3 separate regions of the Homo sapiens genome follow, and all the other regions are linked to region 1. A link is an interaction called in ENCODE POLR2A ChIA-PET data of the cell type or tissue named here. Cell type or tissue: OCI-LY7. All regions are shown on one strand. Each heading gives the region's core, and the rest is flanking DNA. Links, peaks and the distances in the headings are about the cores only.

Region 1 (7,729 bases), core at 1,422-6,421:
TTATCGCCAGTAGATGGACATTTGTATTGTTTCCTGTTTCTGGCTGTTAGGAATAAAGTTAATATAAATATAAAAAAAAAAAAACCCAATAAAACAAGAAGCTAGAAAGTTGCTAGTTTTCAGTAGAGGGGGACAGGCTGCTGTAGAAGCTCAGGACTGCTCTGCTTTTGGCACCCAAAGGTGAGAGTGTTTTGCTGAAGGCAGCAGCTGTGAGGAGTGACAACTCCACCAAAGTCAAGGAAGCAGGTGTAGAACAGGCAGGTCATAGGTGGCAATCTGTGGTCCTAAAATACCCTGGAAAAGACCGGGAGCCCTTACAGGATTGAGAAACCAAGAGAAAATGTGGGGCAAAAAAATTCCTCAGGTTTCATTCACAGTCATCCCCACAGCCATCTTAAGTCATCAAGAAAGATTCGGAAAAGCTCCGAGAATCAGCAGATGGGGGCTAGTGCAAAATAATACTTTTTGTCTTAATTATTAGTAATCTCAATCCCTCACTCAATTCTTAGGTTGATGCCTGGGAGGTAATATTTACTACCTTGCATTTCCATAAATGGTGACCTTTTTTATATGGATGTTGGACACCAGGGAATGCTCTTAAGTTAACTGCATTTCATCAGATCCCCCTACTATTTAAATTGATCTTATTTCTATCATTTCACCTCAAGATTTATTGTTCTTATCTTACATTCTAAAGAACTGAGGGCTGTCTTTGAAGTGGATATGAAAAGTTTCACCTCAGTCTACCAATATATCATTGAAAGTTTAAAATAACAAATACAAGAACAAAAATACTCTCCACTTGTCCAAGCATCCCAGGAGGTCTCTGTATTGTTTAAATTACTTCTGAGTTTAAATTGCAATTGCTCTAGTAAATTAGCTAACATCTGCTGTCTGCCTGATGATGAAGACCACCCTACTAGAAACCAAATACACTCTTTGCTTGAGTCATTTATTTACTATCCAGGACAACACTGACTCACAGCAGTATAATATGAGCCACATTTTATTTTAAATGTTGTAATAGTAACCACATTTTAAAAAGTGGGAACAGATAAAATTAATTTAATAATACATATTTAGCTCAGTTTATCAAAAGTATAATTTCAATACATAATCAATATAAAAATTATTATTATTATTTTGAGATGGGATCTTGCTCTGGCACCCAGGCTGGAGTGCAGTGGAGCTCACTGTAACCTCAACCTCCTGGGCTCAAATGATCCTTCTGTCTCAGCCTCCTGAATAGCTGGGACCACAGGCACACATCACAATCCTGGCTAATTTTTTAATTCAACTTTTCTTTTCTTTTTTGAAATGGAATTTCACTCTTGTTGCCTAGGCTGGAGTGCAATAGCACAATCTCAGCTCACCGCAACCTCCACCCCCCGGGTTCAAGCAATTCTCCTGCCTCAGCCTCCTGAGTAGCTGGGATTACAGGCATGAGCCACCACTCCTGGCTAATTTTGTATTTTTAGTAGAGACGGGGTTTCTCCATGTTGATCAGGCTGGTCTCGAACTCCCAACCTCAGGTGATCCGCCCACCTTGGCCTCACAAAGTGCTGGGATTACAGGTGTGAGCCACCGTGCCTGGCCTTATTTAACTTTTTAATTTAATTTTTTATTAATTATTTTTTTATTTAATTATTTTATTTAGAAATTTTTATGTAGAGATGAGGTCTCACTATGTTGCCCAGACTGGTCTCTAACTCCTGACCTCAAGTGATCCTTCTGCCTCAACCTTCCAAAGTGCTGGGATCATAGGTATGAGCCACCACACTCAGCCAATACAAAAATTATTAATGAGATATTTTATATTCTTTTGTCTTCATACTAAGTCTTCAAAATTATGTGTGTATTATAATCTTATAGCACATCTCAATTTGGACCTGCTACTGAAGGAGATTAGCCACCCCAAAATATGCCACTTTGGCAAAACGATTATTTTGAGCTGAAAGCAATTATGAATTAACAGACGCTGGAAGGAGGTCTCTGCCCTCTCCTTATCTGCCTAAAATCAGAGCATAAACTTCCCTTGGTGCAGGTCCCCTCTCCAACCCTCCCCTGCCAGGAAAGGAAGAATGACTATTATCATTGGAGAGGAGGAGTCAACACTGAGATGAGTTTGCACAAACAGAACTTACTAAAATAACCTTTACCTTCCATTGGTTCTCTCATCATTTTGTAGTTACTTCCCTATGATTTACCATCCTTTGAAGCCCAAACTCTTTTCTCTTTGTTAAAATGGTATATAAGCCCTCAAGTCTAACTGCTTCTTTGAGTTTCACTTCTATTATGTGAACTCCCATGCACATAACTATTAATAAACATTGTGTGCCTTTTCTCTTATTAATCTGTCTTTTGTTAGTTTAATTTATTTAACTTAAGAAGATGGAGGAAAAGTTTTTCTTCCCCATCACTACATTTCAAGTGCTTAATAGCCACATAAAGCTAGTGGCTATATATTAGACAATGCAGGTCTAGGAGAATATGTAGCATAAATCATTTCTAATCTACACTTTATTTTTTTTTCTTATGCAAAACCTATTTTTGTCAGTACTTTTTCCATGGTTGCAGAAAATCAGCATAAACAGTGTTACATTTTAGCAGCTACCAGCAATTAGTAACGTAATGGAGTCTGTAATACTTTAGTTTTATATTCTTGAAGGTTTCAGAGCATGAGAAAAAGACCAGTCCTTTCCCAAATTTCTTCGTACTTTGGTCCTGAAAAAGCTATTACTAATAGTTCTGCAAAGTGAAAAAAAGTAAATCTCAATTTAAAAATTACACGTGGTTTTAAAAACAAATAAATACAAAACGAGACTATATCAAAAAGCCAGGCACGGTGGCTCAAACCTGTAATCCCAGCACTTTGGGAGGCTGAGGTGGGTGGATCATGAGGTCAGTTGTTCAAGACCAGCCTGGCCAACATGGTGAAACCCCATCTCTACTAAAGATACAAAAATTAGCTGGGTGTGGTCATAGGCACCTGTAATCCCAGCTACTCAGGAGGCTGAGGCAGAGAATTGCTTGAACGTGGGAGGCAGAGACTGCAGTGAGCCGGGTTGTGTCACTGCACTCCAGCCTGGGCGACAGAGCGACAGAGTGAGACTCCTTCTCAAAAAAAGAAAGACTAAATCAAAGTAAGAATTCACTTTGTACTTTGCTGGAATTTTCTATTCTGTAGTCAATGGTGGTTTCTAGTAGTGCAGGGTAGGGAAACTCCAGAGCCCAACTAAAATAACCACATGTTCTGAAGTTAATTAAAAGTATAAATTAGTGTTATAAATAGCAAGATGTCCCATTCAATGGTTTTAATTATTTTACTTCTTTGAAACAACAAATGGATTTGATTAAAGAATAATTTGATCTATTAAAATGTAATTAAAGGCATGTGTTTGAGCACTTCCATTATTTCTCCAAAAATATAAAGATGTGCCCTTTATCCCTTTGTATATATATTTTGGCTGCATTTAAAATTTACACAAGTGTTCAATACCTAAAATCTAAAAGTAGGATTAGATGTAAAATTCCCACATGATTGTTATTTTATTTTTCCCACCACCATATCAGACATGAAAGATGAATTGCGAATCTTCTTCCTACTTTTCTTTCATGCTCTGCTCTGCTCTGAATGAAGACTCATGCTGTAGCAGTTAAATGAAAATAAGATCTTTTTTCCTTTGGCTTATCGTTACTAACAAAGGATTTTTTTTGGGGGGGGGGTGGTAATAATTCCTGGTAAAGGAGAAGAAAAAAACTCATCATTAACAGGCCCAGCAGACTTTATGGTGATATCAATTAAATTTTTGATAAATGAATGACTCTCTGAGTAAATGAATGGATATGGCCATGACATAGGATGTAACAAATACTCAGGAACCTGGTATTAGAATCAATGCCCAGTTCTGAGAAGGCTCTGAGTGTCATCCATAGTCCTTATGCAGTCTTCCACGTGTGATTACTCCATGATGACTATTCTCTGGAAGCTTATATAAAAATAAATCTGCAGAAGGTTAGGGATGTTTGGGGCTGTTAGTACAATTCTTCAAAGGAGCTGAAGGTCTGATCAGATCTGTACAACTTTGCACATCTTGCATCCTGCCACTTCCCCAAATCTCTGCTGTTTAGTTCAGCTATTACTGCAACTATTCACTTAAAAAACGAACTGTCAAGAAAACAAGTTGTGGCTCTACTGAAGCCTAAAGCCAACCACACTGTGTTGCTTCTAGCCTTGTTTTGTGTTCTGATTCTATGCCAGGGGTTTAACTTACAGTTCACGGACTCCTACTTGGATCATGGCTTTGGGAAGTCTATGAACTTCCGGAAATAGCATGAGTCTTCTTTTTTTCTTTTTCATTTTTATACCAAGGGCTTTCAGTGGATTCTTGCAGAACCAAGAACCACTGCGCAAAGCACACGTGCACACTGGGAACTGAGAAGCAACACTGTCATAATCAGTCAACTGAGAAGAGCCCACTGATGCCTGACTGCCAAGGACCCTGCTAAGCTGCTTTGCGTCAAGAGAACAGACAATCCTGGCTTGGCACATTACATTTCAGCAATGGGGTGTCCTTTGGACTAGCGGCTTCCATTCAGTCCACACACAACTGTAAACCACACTGGGCTTTACGGATCAGAATTTTTAACTATAGAGAAAAGATCGTGCACGGGGGTAGTATATCAAATTGCTGTGCCCGGGTCTTCTACACCACACCTATACAGGGGTGGTGATTGAAGTTAAGAGCATCACTTTTTTTTTTCTTTTTTGAGACAGAATGTTCCTCTGTCGACCAGGCTGGAGTGCAACGGCGCGATGTCGGCTCACTGCAACATCTACCTCCCTAGTTCAAGCGATTTTTGTGCCTCAGCCTCCCGAGTAGCTGGGATTATAGGTACCTGCCACCATGGCTGGCTAATTTTTGTATTTTTAGTAGAGACAGAGTTTTGCCATGTCGGCCAGGCTGGTTTCGAACTCCTAACCTCCAGTGATCCGCCTGCTTCGGCCTCCCAAAGTGCTGGGATTACTGGTGTGAGCCACCGCACCTGGTCGAGAGCATCAGGTTTTGATACAATAAACAAAAGTAGAACTTGACCGTGAGGTAATTGCCATGTCATACCATGGAAATAGCTGCATGAGGGATGGCTGAGGATATTCATCTCTACAAATCATTTTCAAAGTTTATCTAGGTTATTGAACCAAAAAACCATGGGAAAAAAACAATGGTATGTATTCTTTCACACTTGATCTTAGAAGCCATGGTATGTATTCTTTTATTCCAAATACTTATCAAGCTCATCTAATAAGAGCAATTTATCTCCCTGAGAAACTTTGTGCTTCTGCCTTGGCCCATGTTAATGAGCCATGTTTGGCTCATGGTGGCTCATTCCCATAATTCCAGCCCACCTTAATGTACTAAAGGACAAAATCACACGATTTTCTCTTATATATGAGAATCAATTGTGAACTTTTGAAAAAGGTGTTTACAAAGCCAGTAATAGATAAAAAGTTTTTTAAGTTGCCAAAAATCAGCAGCAAATTTAACATTTCTTGGGTAAATATTAGAAGCATTTCCTTTAAGGTTGAGAATGAGCTAGGATGCCTCTTGTTTTTTTGTTCTGTCTTAAAAATTGTTTTGAGACAGTCCTGCTTCAGCCCCACAAAGTATTTTGGGATTACAGGCATGAGCCAGCATGCCCGGCCTCTATGAGGCCTTTTAAATTACCTTTTCTTCCATGTAATATTGGGAATTTTGATCAAGAGACATAAGTAAGCAAAAAGATCAGAAGAAAGAGAGTCAGGAGACTCAGCTGTCATTATTTACAGATGATATAAATATTCACAGAAAACTCACAAGAGAATTGGCAGAATCTGTTTAGAATTGTGAATAGAGTTCAGCAGAGTTCCAGAGGCCTTTCTGAGCTCTATTAACCTAGGAATTAACCTAACAAAAATGCCCAGCTTCTCTTGAAGAAATCTTTAAAATTCTACGAAAGCTGTATTTTTCCAACTTTAACGTACCTCCAGATAACCTGGGGATGTTTAAAAAGCAGATTCTGATTCGGTAGCTCGGGGGTGGGGCGGAGCCTGCGTTGACATTTCAAAGCCTGTCAGGTGATGCAGCAGGCCCTGTACAACACTTTGGGTTGATGGTCCTGATGCACTTAAAGAATACATGCAGACAGAAGGCATGCTCATGTGGGGACTCTTTACCATTGCAAAGACTCTCATTCTCTCCAAACTAGTCTATGATTTTTAATACCATTCTCACCAAAATCCCAGTAAAATTTGGGGGTCAGAGGTACTTACTTAATTTACATGAAAAAGGTCAACTTTCAGAAAAAAAAGTGGGGAAAATGGAGAATTTGGCTACCATATATTAAGACATGTAACAAAACCAGGGTAATTAAAAAACACCACCACCAATTTGATAATGCCCAGGAACAGACAATAAAACAATGGAACAGAATATAGAAACAACCCAGAAACAGACCACATGATATTGATTTATGAAAGAGATGGCATCAAAACTTTGTGGCTCATGCCTGTAACCCCAGCATTTTGAGAGGCCAAGGAGGGAGGATTGCTTGAGGCCAGAAGTTCGAGACAAGCCTGTGCAATATAGTGAGACCCCATCTCCATTATTAATAATAAAAAAAAAAACCTTGGTGAAACAAAAAATACATTGATAAATGGTATGCACAAAACTGGCTTACTAGATGGAGAGGATAAAAAATTCTCTCTCTGACACACACACACACACACACACACACACACACACACACACACACAGTCTAAGCTAAATACCTGAAGTTGTTTATGCTTCTGGTAGAGATTGGTCTTGGGCTTCTGATTCAGAGGCAGAAAGCAGAGGCGAAAGACACACTCTTTCTTTTTTTTTTTCCTTTTTTTTTTTGAGACAGAGTCTCGCTCCACTGGCAGGCTGGAGTGCAGTGGGGTGATCTTGGCTCACTGCAACCTCCACCTCCTGGATTCAAGCAATTCTCCTGCCTCAGCCTCCCGAGTAGCTGGGACTACAGATGCGTGCCACCACACCGGCTAATTTTTGTATTTTCAGTAGAGACGGGGTTTCACCCCATTGGCCAGGATGGTCTCGATCTCTTGACCTCGTGATCCACCCGCCTCGGCCTCCCAAAGTGCTGGGATTACAGGGGTGAGCCACCACACCCGGCCAAGACACACTCTTTCAAGCAAGCTTCCTGCATCAGCACATGGGATCCACTACTTAACTCCTTCAGTTAGTCACTCTTGGCCTTGCCATTCATGGAAATTCCTCTGAGATTCTCACAACAAGCCAGTTCTCATACATTGTCTCAGTATATGGTATTGTGAATTGAGTTTTATGATTTCTTTTTTTTGGTCTTCATTAGTATTTTATTGCAAACTTGGAAAAAGGCACGTGAGGAGCTGATAATCTTATCCAGGTTTAACTACACTCAACTTTTTGATTATTGAAGCCAATGCATTAAAGGTTTTCTCTAACTCTGTGTTGTTCACAAATTTTATTTTCATATCCTTGTTTTCATTCAAGTTCATAATGACTATTTGAATAGGTCAGAGTCATAGACAAAGCTCTCAGACAAATAATTAAGAGCTTTCCCACAAAGCTGGTATAGACCTACTGGTTGACCCTACGTGGGGATAAGGCACTTCCTGATTCTTTCCCTTTGTATCCCTCCTCTCTATAGCTTAGGCCACCTGACTTCT
Region 2 (7,729 bases), core at 1,773-6,772, 150 kb before region 1:
GTTTATAAGCTACCCAGTTTATAGTATCTTATTATAGGAGCCCAAACAGACTAAGACAATGGTCAAATAATTTCTGACAAGGGTGCCAAGATTATTCAACGGGGAAAGGACAGTCTTTTCTACAAATGTTGCTGGGAAAAATGGATATCCATGTATAAAAGAATAAAATTAGACCCTTACCTTATACTATATACAAAATTAAATCAAAATGGATCAAAAACCTAAACATAAGACCTAAAAATTAGAAAACTCTTATAAGAAAACAAAAGAAAAGCTTCATGACACTAGGTTTAGCAATGATTTTTTGGATATGACACCAAATAGACCTTAACAAAAATGAAAGTAGATAAATTAGACTACATCAAAATTTAACATTCCTACAGAATGGGATAAAATATTTGCAAATCACATATCTGATAAGGGGTTAATATCCAGAATATATAAAGAACTCCTACAACTCAATAACAACAATGAAACCCAGTTTTGTTGCATATGGCCAGCAAGCACATTAAAAAATGTTCAACAACGTAGTCATTAGGGGCATGCAAATCAAAGCCACAATGAGATACCACCACCCTATACCCATTAAGATGGCTACTCTCAAAAAAGAAAAAGAAAGTAAGTGTTGGTGAGGATGTAGAGAAACTGGAACCCTGGTACAGTTGGTGGGAATATAAAAGGGTTACAGCCACTATGGAAATTAGTATGGCAGTTCCTCAAATAATTAAAAATAGAATTATCATATGATCTACCAATTCCACTTACAGGTAAAGAATTGAAAGCAACGTGACAAAGAGATATTTGTACAGCCATGTTGAAAGTGGCATTACAGCCAAAAGATTGAAGCAATCCAAGTGTCTATCAGCAGATGAATGAATAACATATATACATACAACAAAATGTTATTCAGCCTTAAAAACAAATTCTGACAGAAGCTATAACACAAACGAACCTTGAGGACACTATAAGTCAGTCACAAAAAGACAAATACTGTTGGATGTAGTAACCCAAAGTTGAAAAAATTTAAAAAACAACATTTTTAAAAGACAAATACTGTATGGTTCTATTTATATGAGGCACCTAGGGTAGTCAAATTTTAGAGACAGAAAGTAGAATGGAAGCTTCCAGGAGCTAGAGAGAAGGAGTAATGCAGAGTTAACAGTTATAGAATTTCAACTTTGCACAATGAAAAAAGTTCTAGAGATTGGTTTGCACAATAATGTGAACATATTAAACACTAAAAAAAAAAAATAAGTCACATTGTACTATGCCAATATATTTTTTAAAGTATGTAAGATTAATATTTAAAATACATAAAATCAATTTGCTATTATATATAGCTTTAAAATTCTCACCTGATTTTTTTGTGTTAATTCATTAACTGAACTTTTCAGTTTTTGTAGTTCCTGTACATATACAGCAACTTCCTGGGGGCCTTTGGCAAGTTCACTCCTTAGCTGGCTTATTGTGGCCTAACAAAACAAAACAAAACAAAAATTAAAGCAAACTAAATTGTCTAAAAGATAAAAAAAATGAAAGTATATAAAGGTTTTAAGAAAACAAATTTTTTGTTGTTGGAATTTTCAATTTTGTTCTTTATCCTACCACCTATACTGCCACATTATGCTTTTTTCGGCTTACGACAAATTTTTACAATTTAACTAAGATGCATAACTTCATTTATTTAGTAATACATAAAATGAAAATCTGGCATCCTACTTTAAGTTTCTGAAGTATCAAATTGCAAACCTAAATTTACTGGTTCTTAAACTCTATACTTCAATCTTCCAGAATTTAAAGATAATATGCCAGTTATATCTACATTTCCTCCCAACTTCTATAGCATAAAATTATCCTTTTACTTTAAGACATGTATATACAAACATGCAACACAGAGCTTGATATTAGTGAATCATCTTTCTAAATTGTAAAGAAAATATCTTTGTCCAAAGAAGTTACCAAGCTGAAGTTATACACAGCTTCCTTAAGCTAGATCACTATATGGTCAGGTATAACCGTCAGGCATGAACTTGCTTTAGTGCATTTTAATTATTATTATTTTTTTTTATACAGGGTCTTGCTCTGTCACCCAGGCTTGAGTGAAGTGGTACGATCACAGCTCACTGTAGCTCTGAGCCTCCCCGCTTCAAGCAATCCTCCCACATCAGCCTCTCAAGTAGCTAGGGCTACAGGTGTGTGCCATCACGCCCAGCTAATTTTTTTATTTTCTGTTGAGACAGGGTCTTACTATGTTGCCTAGGCTGGTCCCCAACTCCTGGGCTCAAGCGACTCTCCCACTACGGCCTCCTGGGATTACAGCCATGAGCCACTGAGCCCAGCCCATTTTAATATTTTAAAAAATGTGAAAATCACTTTTTATTACTAAAGCAACAGTTTGATCATTTAAAAATAATATAAGACAAAGACAGGTAAGCAAAGATCTTGGAAATAATAAATTTCGAATACATAAAAGCTGAACCATTACAGAGAAAGACGAAGTATTTTTTTTTAAGTATGGTCTGCTGCAAATGACATTGACAAAATAACTTTCTATTATATTAATATTTCTAATATTGCTTATCGGCTTTACTTTCCACTTTATTTATAAAGTTACAATCATTTCCAGTGTCTATTTCTTTATTACTGAATAAACTTTATAATATGAATAAGATACAAGTTTTAAATTTTTTCTTAATACTTATACTTATTCATATCATATATTACAAATGAGTGCTTTCATCTTCAAGGGAGAAATCTCAGAAGGCTACTAACTTATCACGGCAACAATGCTATTATTTAAGAGATCATTGGCTGATCTTCTTTTGGAAACCCTTCCAGAGTGTGTGGAACTTATTTTTTTAAGGGATTCTCAGTGGTGGTGTATCCTCATCCATTTTATGGTGGCTTTGATTCTAAGTTTTGGAAACCAACAAGTTTATAGGCAAGGTAAGTGACTGAACTGAAAGATCAAACACTTGGGCTTATTTTATTTTAATAATTATTTTATTTAATAACCATTTTATTTTAATAACTTGGGCTTATTTTAAAAATCAGAAGGTAAGCGATTGGACTGAATGATCAAATTCTTGGGCTTATTTTAATAACCATAAATTAACAAAATTAGTTTTTTTAGTGTGTTCCAGATGGGCTAAAAGTCAATGAAAATAAGTTTCAAAAATGCTTTTAGGAATGGAATATGTCTGAGATATGTGCATGGCCTGACCTTTTTGGGAAAACATTCACTTAAAAGTACAAATTCTGATGCAATGAAAGGCAATCTGTAACATTACCATATTGTTACACCTTATACACAGTGCTTCAGTATCATATGTAACAGCTGATATGTTAATATATACATAATCTTATACAATTCAAAGAAGAAAATGTTGAAATATTCATGTATTTTCAACTACACTCAAGTTAAAGGCCTACCCTAAAACCATCTGTCTTAAACTGAACATGTAACCTTGAAATGGATTTAGCTACTGTGAGTTTATTTCAAATTACTATTTCTAATAATTTTGAATCCCAAAATTATTTTGTTAGTAGGGTAACAATTTGACTATTTTAACTCACTATGTTTTAATCATATAGCAAAAATGCCAATTTATTACAAAATAAAATATCACATTTAAATCCCTACTTGTAAATATCTTATCAAAAAAATTTGCACAGGTTCCTGGCACATAACGCACAGAAATAATAACAGTATATATTAAAATGCAAATTATGTGTATATCTCATTAAATATCATGATTTCATATTGAAGTTCATAAAATTTATTAAGCCAAGTGTAAGGTCTATCTTGCTGATAAATTCCAACATGTAGAAATAAGAATTTCTAGTAAGAATAAGAATAGAATTTTCCTTATTAAATAAGGAAAATGTAAAGCAAACACACTCCAAAATATCCTATTTTAGAGCTTTTTTGTATCCTATTTTATAGCTTTTAGATATGCTCTTACTGTATAAGGTTAACAACTAAAAAACTGGACATTAAGTGTATCATTTACACTTTGTACAACAAATTTGGATATTGTGAAAACTAAAATTTTTATATAGATAAATTCCAGCACTTGAAACTTTAAAATTTACTCAAGGGGACAATAAGGAAAGATTTGGGAAGACTTATACATCCAGAGGCCAACTTTAGTTATGAAGAAGAGGAGTGAGGAGAGTGAATTCTGGAAAGGCTTCCCCTTTTCTATTGCACATTATGAATCATTAATCTTTTACAATAATCACATATTATGTTTATATTTGGGGAAAAAATAAAGATTAAAGACAGACAATAATTACAAAAGACAAAAAGTAAATACAATCCCTCTTCAGATATCACTATGGGTGAAGTTCAAAGATCTCTATTCATACTGACCTTCTTCTCTAATAGGCCAAGATTGTATGTGCCTTGGACTTTAACCTTCTCCTGGGAATCCTAGCTCCCACTGCTTAACTCTGACTCTTGCTTATTTCATTCTTCTCACACATATCCTCCATGAGATCTTCCCCGACAACTCTAAAACTGTTCTAAAGTATTCCCACTTCCACTACCGCCCATATGCACTTTATTTTTCTTCCTCGCAGCCCTTATTATTACCTAGCTTTCTATCATGATTCAGTGTACTTGTACAGTCTGTTGTTTGATTTCCACAAAGGATTAAGCCTTATGGGAGCAAGCATTCTGTCTTATTCAGTATTTTAATCCCCACACCTAAAGTAGTCCCTGACACTTGGAAGACCCAAAAAGACTCACTAAAGGAATGAGTAATTATACCTCCAAAGAGATAATAGATATTTATTTCCAAGGAAACAATATATTAGATCCTATAAAAAGTTTGCACTTCCTTGGTTTTCTGAAATGTTATTGAATTCAATACTGAATTTTTACTAAAAAACTTTACAAAATAAGGAAAGATATTTCAAGCAAACATCCTGCTGGTGCATTAGAATTAAAATTATTGTTTTAATATGCTACAACTATAAGTAAATAATCATTTTAAAATGGTTGAAGCTATGCATGATTAGCAAAACAAAAATGAGCATGTCTTCAAAGCTCTAAGATTGCCTTAAAACATAAAATTGCCATATAACAATTGAAGGTGACACATTAAGGGTATTATTAATATTAAAAAGCCTCCCAAAATCACATTACCTCAAGTTTAAGCATCTCCATTAGAAAGCAGAAAAAGTAATAACAAAATGGTGGATGAAAGGTGGCAGACAAGACTGACAAAAGTACACACTGAGCACATAATTAAAATGACCAAACATGCCTACACATCTAGTCTCTTAAAGAAGCATACTTTAAAAGATATTTAAATACTTTCATAGCTATGCATGGGTATAATCATACTTATTCCATATCTACATGAACATTTTAGCACTTAAAACTGGGATTCAATGAGTTTATTTGGAAAAAAGTAAAATTCTTTAAAAATCATTTCCATTAAATACTACACCAAATATAAGTTGATTACAGCTTAGATATTTTCAATAATGTAGATTTGTATAAATATACTTTTTAACCTTTAAATCCTCAATTTCCAATCCATAAAACAGCCAATTATCTATAAAGAATTTTCAAATGCTTTAGAATGAGATATTTTCTATATGCCTTCAAAAATACCCAGGCAAAAAGAAGTCAATGAATTCATAAGGTATGCATTCAATGAAAATAATAAACACAAGGACATACATAGTTAATAATGTACACCAGATTATGTATCTTCAGCCCCAACTAGGTATACTAGTCAAATAAACATTTATTTGAGCTAAATGTTAAAACACATATTCCTAAAATTGCCATTAATTTTGTTTGAAATAAATGTTTACTTGAGATTTTAATTTTTTTTCTTTTTTTGAGACAGAGTCTCACTCTGCTGCCCAGGTTCGAAGTACAGTGACATGATCTTGGCTCACTGCAACCTCCACCTCCCGGGTTCAAGGGATTCTCCTGCCTCAGCCTCCCAAGTAGCTGGGATTACAGGCATGCGCCACCACACACCCGGCTAATTTTTTGTATTTTTAGTAGAGACAGGGTTTCACTGTGTTGGTCATGCTAGTCTTGTACTCCTGACCTCAGGTGATCCACCGCCTGGGCCTCCCAACGTGCTGGGATTACAGGTGTGAGCCACTGCACCTGGCCCTTAAAAATAAATTTTTAGCTTCTTTAATTCCTTTGTATGTGTTTTGTTTCTGATGCCAATATTTAGGTTTGGTAAAAACAGCAACATCCATAATAAAAATTGTTGTATTAAGTCCTATAATTCACTAACATACTTAATTGAAAATAACTAGAATTGAATTTTAATAAATTAATAAAACGTCATATATTCAGATTAAGGAAAAGCTAAAAAACAAATGCAGTTATAAACAAATAAATGAGATGAAGTAATTAGTAATTTTTTTCATATGGAAATGGTATGACACAACTCAAAAGTATTTTAAGCTATTACCCAATACAAATATTACAACACACAATATGGCAAAATTAGAAAAGTAATTAACAATAAGTTTTAGGACAAGATTAATAGCACAAATTTACTTAAAAGGCAATCATCAGACCACCTAAATTAGGAGACAACATAATAAAAAGGGAATGACACAGGCTTTGGACAAAACCTGAGTTCCAACCCTAGCTTTTATATTAGGTGTGACCTTGAACAATTTACTTAATCTCATTGCCTCTCAGATTCCTCACATGTAAAACATACTTAATAGTTAACTTACAGGGTTATAAGAAACAAATGCGACCACGTTTTAAGTGCCTAACATAGTATCCAAAACCTACTGGTGCTCAAAAGAGTAAGAGTTTGTTTCTAATAATAATATTATTCTGACTCTTAAGTTACCATTTCCTAAAGTTATTCAAAATATTTTAACATAGCCAAGGTCTCATTCATCACTACATATCTATTAATTAAATAGGTAATAAGTATTATTATTTTATTAAAAATATAATGAAATATTAAATCACCTATTCAGTTACTCAGCACAAATAAGTTCCTTTCTAAATTTATTTCCAAATACTTGAAAAGATAAATTTTTATGAAAATTTAAATGAAAACACGAAGAACTGATTTCTAAGCCATTTTCCTTCTTTCCTAGAAATACCTTTTCTAGAAAAAAAAAAAAAATCACCATTTCTTACAAAGCCCTGTTTGCAGGAGGAGACGATGGAGGGAGACACTAAATTCTTTCACCTCCCTATCTTTCATAACTCTAGTCATAGAATGGGTGTGGTGACTCACATCTTTAATACCAACACTTTGGGAAACTAAGGCAGAAGGATCTGCTTGAGGCCAGGAGGTCAAGACCAGCCTAAGCAACATAGCAAGACCCCATCTCTACCAAAAATAATTTGTTAAATAAAGAAAAACAAAAAAACTCTAATCATAGCTTTTTCATCTTAAATGACTTATTCTCCTTAGATATAAAGGTATTTTAATCTACAATAGAAATATAAATTCATAAAACACTAAAAATTCTTAAATAAGAATTTATTAGAGTAACTCTTAAATATTACTTAGAAATGAGTAATTCTTAAATTAGAGTAACTCCTAAATGTTACTTAGAAATGTCTTCCCATTAGCAAGTTATATTATATTCTCACCTTTTTTTTTTTTTTTTTTTTTTTTTTTTGAAACAGGGTCTGCCTCTATCGCCCAGGCTAGAGTGCAGTGGTGTGATCATGGCTCACTGCAGCCTCAACCTTTTGGGCTCAAGCAAT
Region 3 (7,729 bases), core at 1,773-6,772, 290 kb after region 1:
TTGGCCTCCCAAAGTGCTGGGATTACAGGAGTGAGCCACCACACCTGGCCTTTACAGGCATTTTTTAAATGGAGCCTGGAGAGGTCTAGTACTTTGTCCAAGGTTATGCAGTAAGGGGAGGTGGGGCCAGGAAGTCATCTTGAGCAGTCTGACTCCATGGCCCACTATTCACTAGCACTGCCTCCCTAGATGCCCCCAAAATGCTTCTGGCCATAGACCTTTCCTTCTGCTTCTCATCCCTCTATGCTTCTTTACCTTCCATGCATGCATTCATTTGTCCATAATATCCCTGGCCACCTGCTGTATGCCAGGCACTGTGCTAGGCGAGGAGGATGCAAAGATTAAGAAGACAGTAGTCCCTGACAGCAGTCCCTGACTTTGAGAAGCTTACATTCCATAGAGAATGCACAGAGGTAAAGGACAACCCCATGCACAGGAGGTTCTACAATGTGAGCCTAGGATAGGGCCACCCACACACACTTGTATGCCTTTCTTGTTTTTCCTCCTCTGCTCAAAAAGTCTTCATTTAAGGCCCTGTGTTCATCATGATGGGAAAATCAGCTCAAGAAAACTTCAGGAGGATTCCTCCAGGTAAATTAAGTTACCCAAACAGACTAACATGCTAACAACTTTCAGATTTGGAATCTGCTCCTCTAGAGCCTACAGTTTGATGACTGTCATTTCATGTTGAAACAAGAACAAGAGGATTGCTTATGTTTGCTTCTCTCTGCAAGAATCTAGGTTGAAAACAAAATGAAAAGGAAATCTAATCTGAGGACACTTCTCAAGTAGAAGTCAGAGGAAAGAGCAATAAAGAAGAACTCAGAGGTCTTACCTGTTACCCTTAAATGTCTTCTTCCTGATCACAGTCCAAAGGACTCATGTTACTAATACCATTGTTCTGACAAAGCTAGCAAGGACAGTCTGCTGAGCAAGTATGCAGTCTTCTCTGTGATCTATTCTGTCTTCACAGGCAAGAGTGATTGCCCATGTTCCATCCCCCAACAAAGCATCAAAACCAACCACACAGACCTGGGTTCAAAGGCAGACTCTACCACTTACTGAGAGATCATCAGTGTCCTTATCTGGAGAATGGGAATCATCCCTAACAGGTGCAAAGACTCTAGCCTTGGGCATGATCAAATTCAAAGCCTTCTTGGGACACTCTCATAATCAGTCACTGCAGGCTTTCACCTGCACAACCATCTAGCTCAGCTCTTGTGCTAATATATCAGAGCCCTGGCCCCAACTGCCCAAGGGACTTGTAATTATTTTTGCAGCCGTAAGTCTGGCATCTAGTCCTGCAGATGGGTAGGGAGAACAGGTCCTATGACCTGGGAAGAGAGGGAGTTGAAAGCAACAGAGTATCCCAGCTGCAGTCACACAGGCTGGGGCTCAGATTACACTCCAGACAGGATGCAGAGCAAGAGTACAAGGAAATCCAGGCGAAAAGAAATGCTGCAAGTTGGAGGGAGGGAAGTGTCCAGGATGCCCCCAGAGACAGACTGAGTCCATAGTTAGATATCAACAAAGCAGCACCCAAAAAATGACTACAGAAAGAATTCCCTACTTCCCAAAAAACACTCAGAAAATCACATTGAGGGAAAAAAATCTGAACTATGTTGGACTGGCCTGAACTTTTGTATAGTTTAATATTGTTTTTAGTTTTAATACACAGAAGCCAGGTGAAGGTAGGGATTGGAAGACATCATATTCTTCTCCACGCTAGGTCCACTATGGTTCCTAATCCAGCCTGGCCTATTAAATACCAATGAGATTTAATGTATGTCTCTCTAGATTGAGGGTCAGAAACCCAAATGCCTACAGAAGTCAGGCAGATTAGATAAACGAGAAACTGTGCTAGGTGGGGGTGTAGGAGCTGGAACACAAATGCTCTATGGATGCAGGCAGTTGTTAATCAGTCAATTGCTGCCACAGAGAAGCATGGCCTGAGTTGCTGGATCAATTTACTTTTACATTCCCACATATTAATTCTAAAAATGATTTTTCCAACTGTCTTAGTCTATTTGAACTTCTATAATAAAATTCCATAAGAGGAGTGGTTAATAAACAACAGAAATTTATTTCCCCCAGTTCTTGAGGCTGTCAAGTCCAAGATCAAGGTACTGGCAGATTTGGTGTCTAGTGAGGGCCTGCTTCCTAGTTCATAAACTGCTTCCTTTTTGCTATAACCCTACAGGGAAGAAGGGGTGAGGGAGCTTTCTGGGGCCTCTTTCATAAGGGCGCTAATCCCATTCGCTACGGCTCTGTCCTCAAAACCTAATCACCTCCCCAAACCCCACCTTCTTATACTTCACATTGGTGATTAGGTTTTAACATATGAATTTGGGAGAACATAAACATTCAAATCATAACACCAACCTATTTTGGGGGTTTTTTGGGGGTTTTTTTTTTTTTTTTTTGAGACAGAGTCTCACTCTGTCACCCAGGTTGGAGTGCAGTGGTGCGATCTCAGCTCACTGTAGCCTCCACCTCCTGGGCTCAAGAAATTCTCCTGTGTCAGCCTCCCAAGTAGCTGGGATTGCAGCTGCCTACCACCAGGCCCTGCTAATTTTTGTATTTTTTTAACTAGAGATGGGGTTTCACCATGTTGGCCAGGCTGGTCTCCAACTCCTGACCTCAAGTGATCTGCTTGCCTCAGCCTCCCAAAGATAGCACCAACCTTTGTTCAATTTATAAAAGATGTTTGAAATTAAAGTCTGATTAATTTCTATTTTCATTATGGATTACTAATAATATCAGCTAACACTTCCATAAAACTTACATGGCAGGCAGCATTCTAAGTGCTTTATTCACGTTGACCCATTTAATCCTCACAACAGCCATTTGAGGCAAATCTATCATCATCCTCCTGTTGTAAATTAAGAAATTGGGAGTCTCTGAGCCTACTCTGGCTCAAGAGGCTGCCCAATAAGAAATAAGAAATTGTTTTTTAATATTTAAAAGAAAGTTAAAGAAAAAGAACAAACAAATTAAGAAATAGAAGCATAAAGTATCAAGCAAATTCTCCCAACTCACTCAGATAATTTGTGGCACAGCTGGAGCTACATGGACAACTAACCCTGGGTTCAAGATGAGTTTAACTTTGAGGCTTCCAGAAAAGACATGAGAGAGCCCTCCTGTAAATGGTGAATGGTTTTCTTTTACCAAAGTCTTTATAATAGCTCATTCCCCCAAAACCCTATAAATCAGAGAAGTCAACTCTGACCCCTTGTCTGTGTTAGTCAAAAAGTTTCATTGGAGCAGAACCATACCTACTCGTTTATGTGTCCTCTGAGGCTGGCTTTGGTGTATGGTCTCTACCATGAGTAGTCATAACAGAGACCATGTGGCTCCCAAAGCCCAATATGTTTATTATCTGGCCCTTTACAGAAATAGTTTGCAAACTGCTACTCTGAATTTAAAAAGATTTTTTAAAGTTCTTATACTTTATACTTAATTGTACTAGACTCAGATTAAGAAAAATATGTCCTTGAGGCCGGGCGTGGTGGCTCATTCCTGTAATCCCAGCACTTTGGAAGGGCGAGACAGGCGGATCACCTGAGGTCAGGAGTTTGAGATCAGCCTCACCAACATGGCAAAACCCCATCTCTACTAAAAATACAAAATTAGCCGTGTGTGGTGGCACACGCCTGTAATCACAGCCACTTGGGAGGCTGAGGCAGGAGAATCGCTTGAACCAGGGAGGTGGAGGTTGCAGTGAGCTGAGATCATGCCATTGCAGTCCAACCTGGGCAAAAGAGCGAGATTCCATCTCAAAAAAGTAAAGAAAAGAAAAAGATGTCCTTGAGGCCAGGTGTGGTGGCTCCCACCTGTAATCTCAGCACTTTAGGAGTCTGAGACAGGCGGATCACTTGAGGTCAGGAGTTTGAGACCGGCCTGGTGAACATGGCAAAACCCCATCTCTACTAAAAATACAAAAATTAGCTGGGTGTGGTGGCGGGCACCTGTAGTCTCAGCTACTTGGCAGGCTAAGGTGGAAGAATCACTTGAACCTGGAAGGCAGAGGTTGCAGTGGGCCGAGATTGAACCATTGCACTCCAGCCTGGGCAGCAGAGCGAGACTCCATCTCAAAAATAAGAAAAATATGTCTTTGAAACTTCAATTAAAAGTATCTCCTCCTAAAGTTGAATTCATAGAAGGAAGAAAGCTCTTAACTAGAAAGTTCCTTAAAAACACACAGATATGGCCAGGCGCGGTGGCTCACACCTGTAATCCCAACATTTTGGGAGGCTGAGGTGGGTGGATCACCTGAGGTCAAGAGTTCGAACCAGCCTGGCCAACATGAAGAAACACTGTATCTACTGAAAATACAAAAATTAGCTGGACGTGGTGGTGCGTGCCTGTAATCTCAGCTACTCGAGAGGCTGAGGCAGGAGAATCGCTTGAACCCAGGAGGCGGAGGTTGCAGTGAGCTGAGATCATACCATAGCACTCCAGCCTGGGCAACAGAGTGAGACTCTGTCTCAAAAAAAAAAAAAAAAAAAAACACAGATACATAAACTTTTATGGAAATTTTCAGTTTCTTCTATAAAAGCAGAAAAAGAAACAATTCAAACCACAATTCCATTTCTCCAATTATCAAAAATCTGCCAATCCTTTTTTTATCCAAAAAGACAACTTTTAGTGGTAAAAGCTGCTTTTTTGTGGCAACTGTTCTTGTTTCTATTTTATTTAAGGTTTTTTGAATAACTAGAACATACTAGAATTGTGTTTAAGAAGACTGAGAATACATCTTACATTTGTGACTAATGACCCTCTTAGACTGAAAATCAATGTTTAGGCAATAAGTGTAAATTTTACAGATTACAATAAAATAAAAACAAGTTAGTACACAGCTATAATTTGATGAAGTTAAGATGGTATTTTTAAACTGAAAGGTCAAGTTTCTTGTGGAAACAAATATGTGTTTCCAAGGATTGTCTCATTAGTAACTGGTGGAATCATTTATAAACAAATAAGACAAACAACCTTTCCAGGCCTCAATTCTTAAGATAAGATATAGAAAAAGGTCATTTTAAGACCCTAGGAAGTGTCACACCATCAGGACCTTTCTACAAATGAGTGTTTAAATATACTGATGATAAATACCTGAAGAAATTAAGTTGACCTTAAAGAAATTAAATTAAGTTGAATCATTGGATTTTGTCCTAAACTTTGCAGAATCAGAGATCATTTCGACTTTGCAGACTTCAAGCAGGGTATTTTTCTGCTCAACTGCAGTTGACATTTCTTGCATGGTAGGGGAAAAAATATCTAAACAAATGGAGGGATACACTGTGTTCATGGATTGGAAGTCACAATATGTTAAAATATCAGTTCTCCCTAAATTGATCTATAGATTCAATGCAATCACACTCAAAATTCCACCAGACATTTTTGCAGAAATTGACAAGCTGATTCTAAAGTATATAAGAAAAAGCAAAGGAAGTAGGATAGCCAAAACAATTTTGGAAAAGAATGTTAGCTGCCTCACACTACCTGATTTCAAGGTTTTGTTTGTTTTTTTTTTTTTTTTTTTTTTGAGACGGAGTCTTGCTCTGTCGCTCAGGCTGGAGTGCAGTGGCGCCATCTAGGCTCACTGCAAGCTCCGCCGCTCCCGGGTTCACGCCATTCTCCTGCCTCAGCCTCCTGAGTAGCTGGGACTACAGGCGCCCGCCACCACGCCCGGCTAATTTTTTGTGTGTTTTTAGTACAGACGGGGTTTCACCGTGTTAGCCAGGATGGTCTCGATCTCCTGACCTCTTGATCTGCCCGCCTCGGCCTGCCAAAGTGCTGGGATTACAAGCATGAGCCACTGCGCCCGGCCTTTTTTTTCTTTTTAATTTTTTTTAGAGACAGGATCTCGTTCTATCGCCCAGGCTGGAGTGAGTGGCATGATCGTAGCTCACTGCACCTGGGCTCCTGAGCTCAGGCGATCTTCCTGCCTCAGCCTCCTGTGTAGCTAGGACTACAGGCACACACAACCACACCTGGCTCTGATTTCAAGTCTTACTGTAAAGTTAACAATAATCAAGATATTAAAGAAGGCCAGGTGCGGTGGCTCACGCCTGTAATCCCAGAACTTTGGGAGGCTGAGGCAGGTAGATTACCTGAGGTCAGGAGTACAAGACCAGCCTAGCCAGCATGGTGAAACCCCGTCTCTACTAAAAAAAATACAAAAATTATTCGGGCATGGTGGTGTATGCCTGTAATCCCAGCTACTCAGGAGGCTGAGGCAGGAGAATTGCTTGAACCCGGGAGGTGGAGGTTGCAGTGAGCCAAGATCGTGCCATTGCACTCCAGCCTGGGTGGAAAGAGCGAAACTCCGTCTTAAAAAAAAAAAAAAAAAAAAAAGATAGTAAAGAATAACTGCTGCAAATCACTTGGGCTTAATCAGGTGGTAAAGATTTTTGTTTCCAGAGTAACTAAAATTTTAAAAACTAACAATATCAGCCAGGCGTGGTGGCTTACGCCTATAATCCCAGCACCTTGGGAGGCCGAGGCGGCGGGCAAATCACCTGGGGTCAGGAGTTCGAGACCAGCCTGGCCAACATGGTAAAACCCTGTGCATACTAAAAATACAAAAAGTAGCCGGGCATGGTGGCACATGCCTATAATCCCAGCTACTCAGGAGGCTGAGGCACTTAAACCCAGGAGGTTGCAGTGAGCCAAGATTGTGCCATTGCACTCCAGCCTGGGCGACAGAGCAAGACTCCGTCTCAAAAAATAAATAAATAAATAAATAAATAAATAAATAAATAAATATAAGAATACAAAAATTAGCCAGGCATGGTGGCACACACCTGTAATCCCAGCTACTCAGGAGGCTGAACCAGGAGAATCCCTTGAACCTGGGGGGCGGAGGCTGCAGTGAGCCAAGATCGCACCACTGCACTCCAGCCTGGGGGACAAAGAGAGACTCCGTCTCAAAAAAAAACTAACAATATCAAGTGTTGGTGAAGATGTGGAGCAGCCAGAGCAAAGTGGTGTGTAGTTAGAAAAATGAAATTAAGTCAAAGAAAAGACTTGGACAAGAGTGTTTATAGCAGATCTATTCGTAATAGATCCAAGTGTCCAGCAACGAGAGAGTGGATTAAAAAGTGTGATATGTTCATACGATGAGATAACAAACACTCAGCAATAAAAAGGAACAAACTACTGATACGCAGAACATTATGGATACATCTCAAAATCATCAGCTTGGTTGAAAGAACCCAGAAACAAAAGAGTATATTCTATATTATCCCATGTGTATAAAGTTTAGCAACAGGCATAACTAGTGACAGAAATCAGAACAATGGTTGCCTCTGCAAAAGGCAGGTATTGACCACCAAGGGACACGAAGGAACTGTCAAGGTGAGGGAAATGTTCTATACATATCTTGACTTGGGTGACAATCACATGAGTGTAATCATTTGTCCAAATTCGTTGACAAATTCACTTAAAATTGGTGCATTTTCCTGTATGTAAAATATATCTCATTTTTAAAACTTGTGTTTCCACATTGACCAGAAAGATCAACACATGATCTATCTCTTATTCATTGTGCTTTCATTTTTAGGACTAGTTGGCAGAAATCTAAGGCTTTAAACAGGTTGTCTATGATTCTAGTCAGAGCTACCAACCTCTTAACACAAGACGCTCCTTCTTTCATTCATTCTACAAACAGACCACAAAACAATCAAACACTGTTTCAATATATAATTTATACAATACATAATTTATG

What was found. Peaks named below come from ENCODE experiments on the same cell type or tissue, not always from the same donor. Only the 100,000 strongest peaks of a DNase experiment are listed, where the experiment ranks them.
Region 2: POLR2A ChIA-PET joins it to region 1 with 7 read pairs; 4 of 35 experiments call an interaction of 5 or more read pairs at or near these places.
Region 3: POLR2A ChIA-PET joins it to region 1 with 7 read pairs; 3 of 35 experiments call an interaction of 5 or more read pairs at or near these places.

What each region holds. Positions count from the first base shown.
Region 1 is chr12:92,991,297-92,999,025 of GRCh38, forward strand. The region is part of intron 1 of LINC02413 (long intergenic non-protein coding RNA 2413); the gene reads left to right. Among named protein-coding and RNA genes, the nearest start is that of LINC02413, 4.4 kb to the left of the region's middle. In OCI-LY7, for the core only: no CTCF peak of the experiment used is centred there; a DNase peak (open chromatin) is centred at 4,455; H3K4me3 peaks cover 983 bases; H3K27ac peaks cover 1,629 bases.
Region 2 is chr12:92,841,110-92,848,838 of GRCh38, forward strand. It overlaps EEA1 (early endosome antigen 1), which reads right to left. Exons shown (of 29, transcript NM_003566.4): 10 at 1,356-1,472. Among named protein-coding and RNA genes, the nearest start is that of EEA1, 84 kb to the right of the region's middle. In OCI-LY7, for the core only: no CTCF peak of the experiment used is centred there; no DNase peak of the experiment used is centred there.
Region 3 is chr12:93,278,862-93,286,590 of GRCh38, forward strand. The region is part of intron 2 of LOC643339 (a long non-coding RNA gene); the gene reads right to left. Among named protein-coding and RNA genes, the nearest start is that of NUDT4, 95 kb to the right of the region's middle. In OCI-LY7, for the core only: CTCF peaks have their summits at 5,554 and 5,756; no DNase peak of the experiment used is centred there.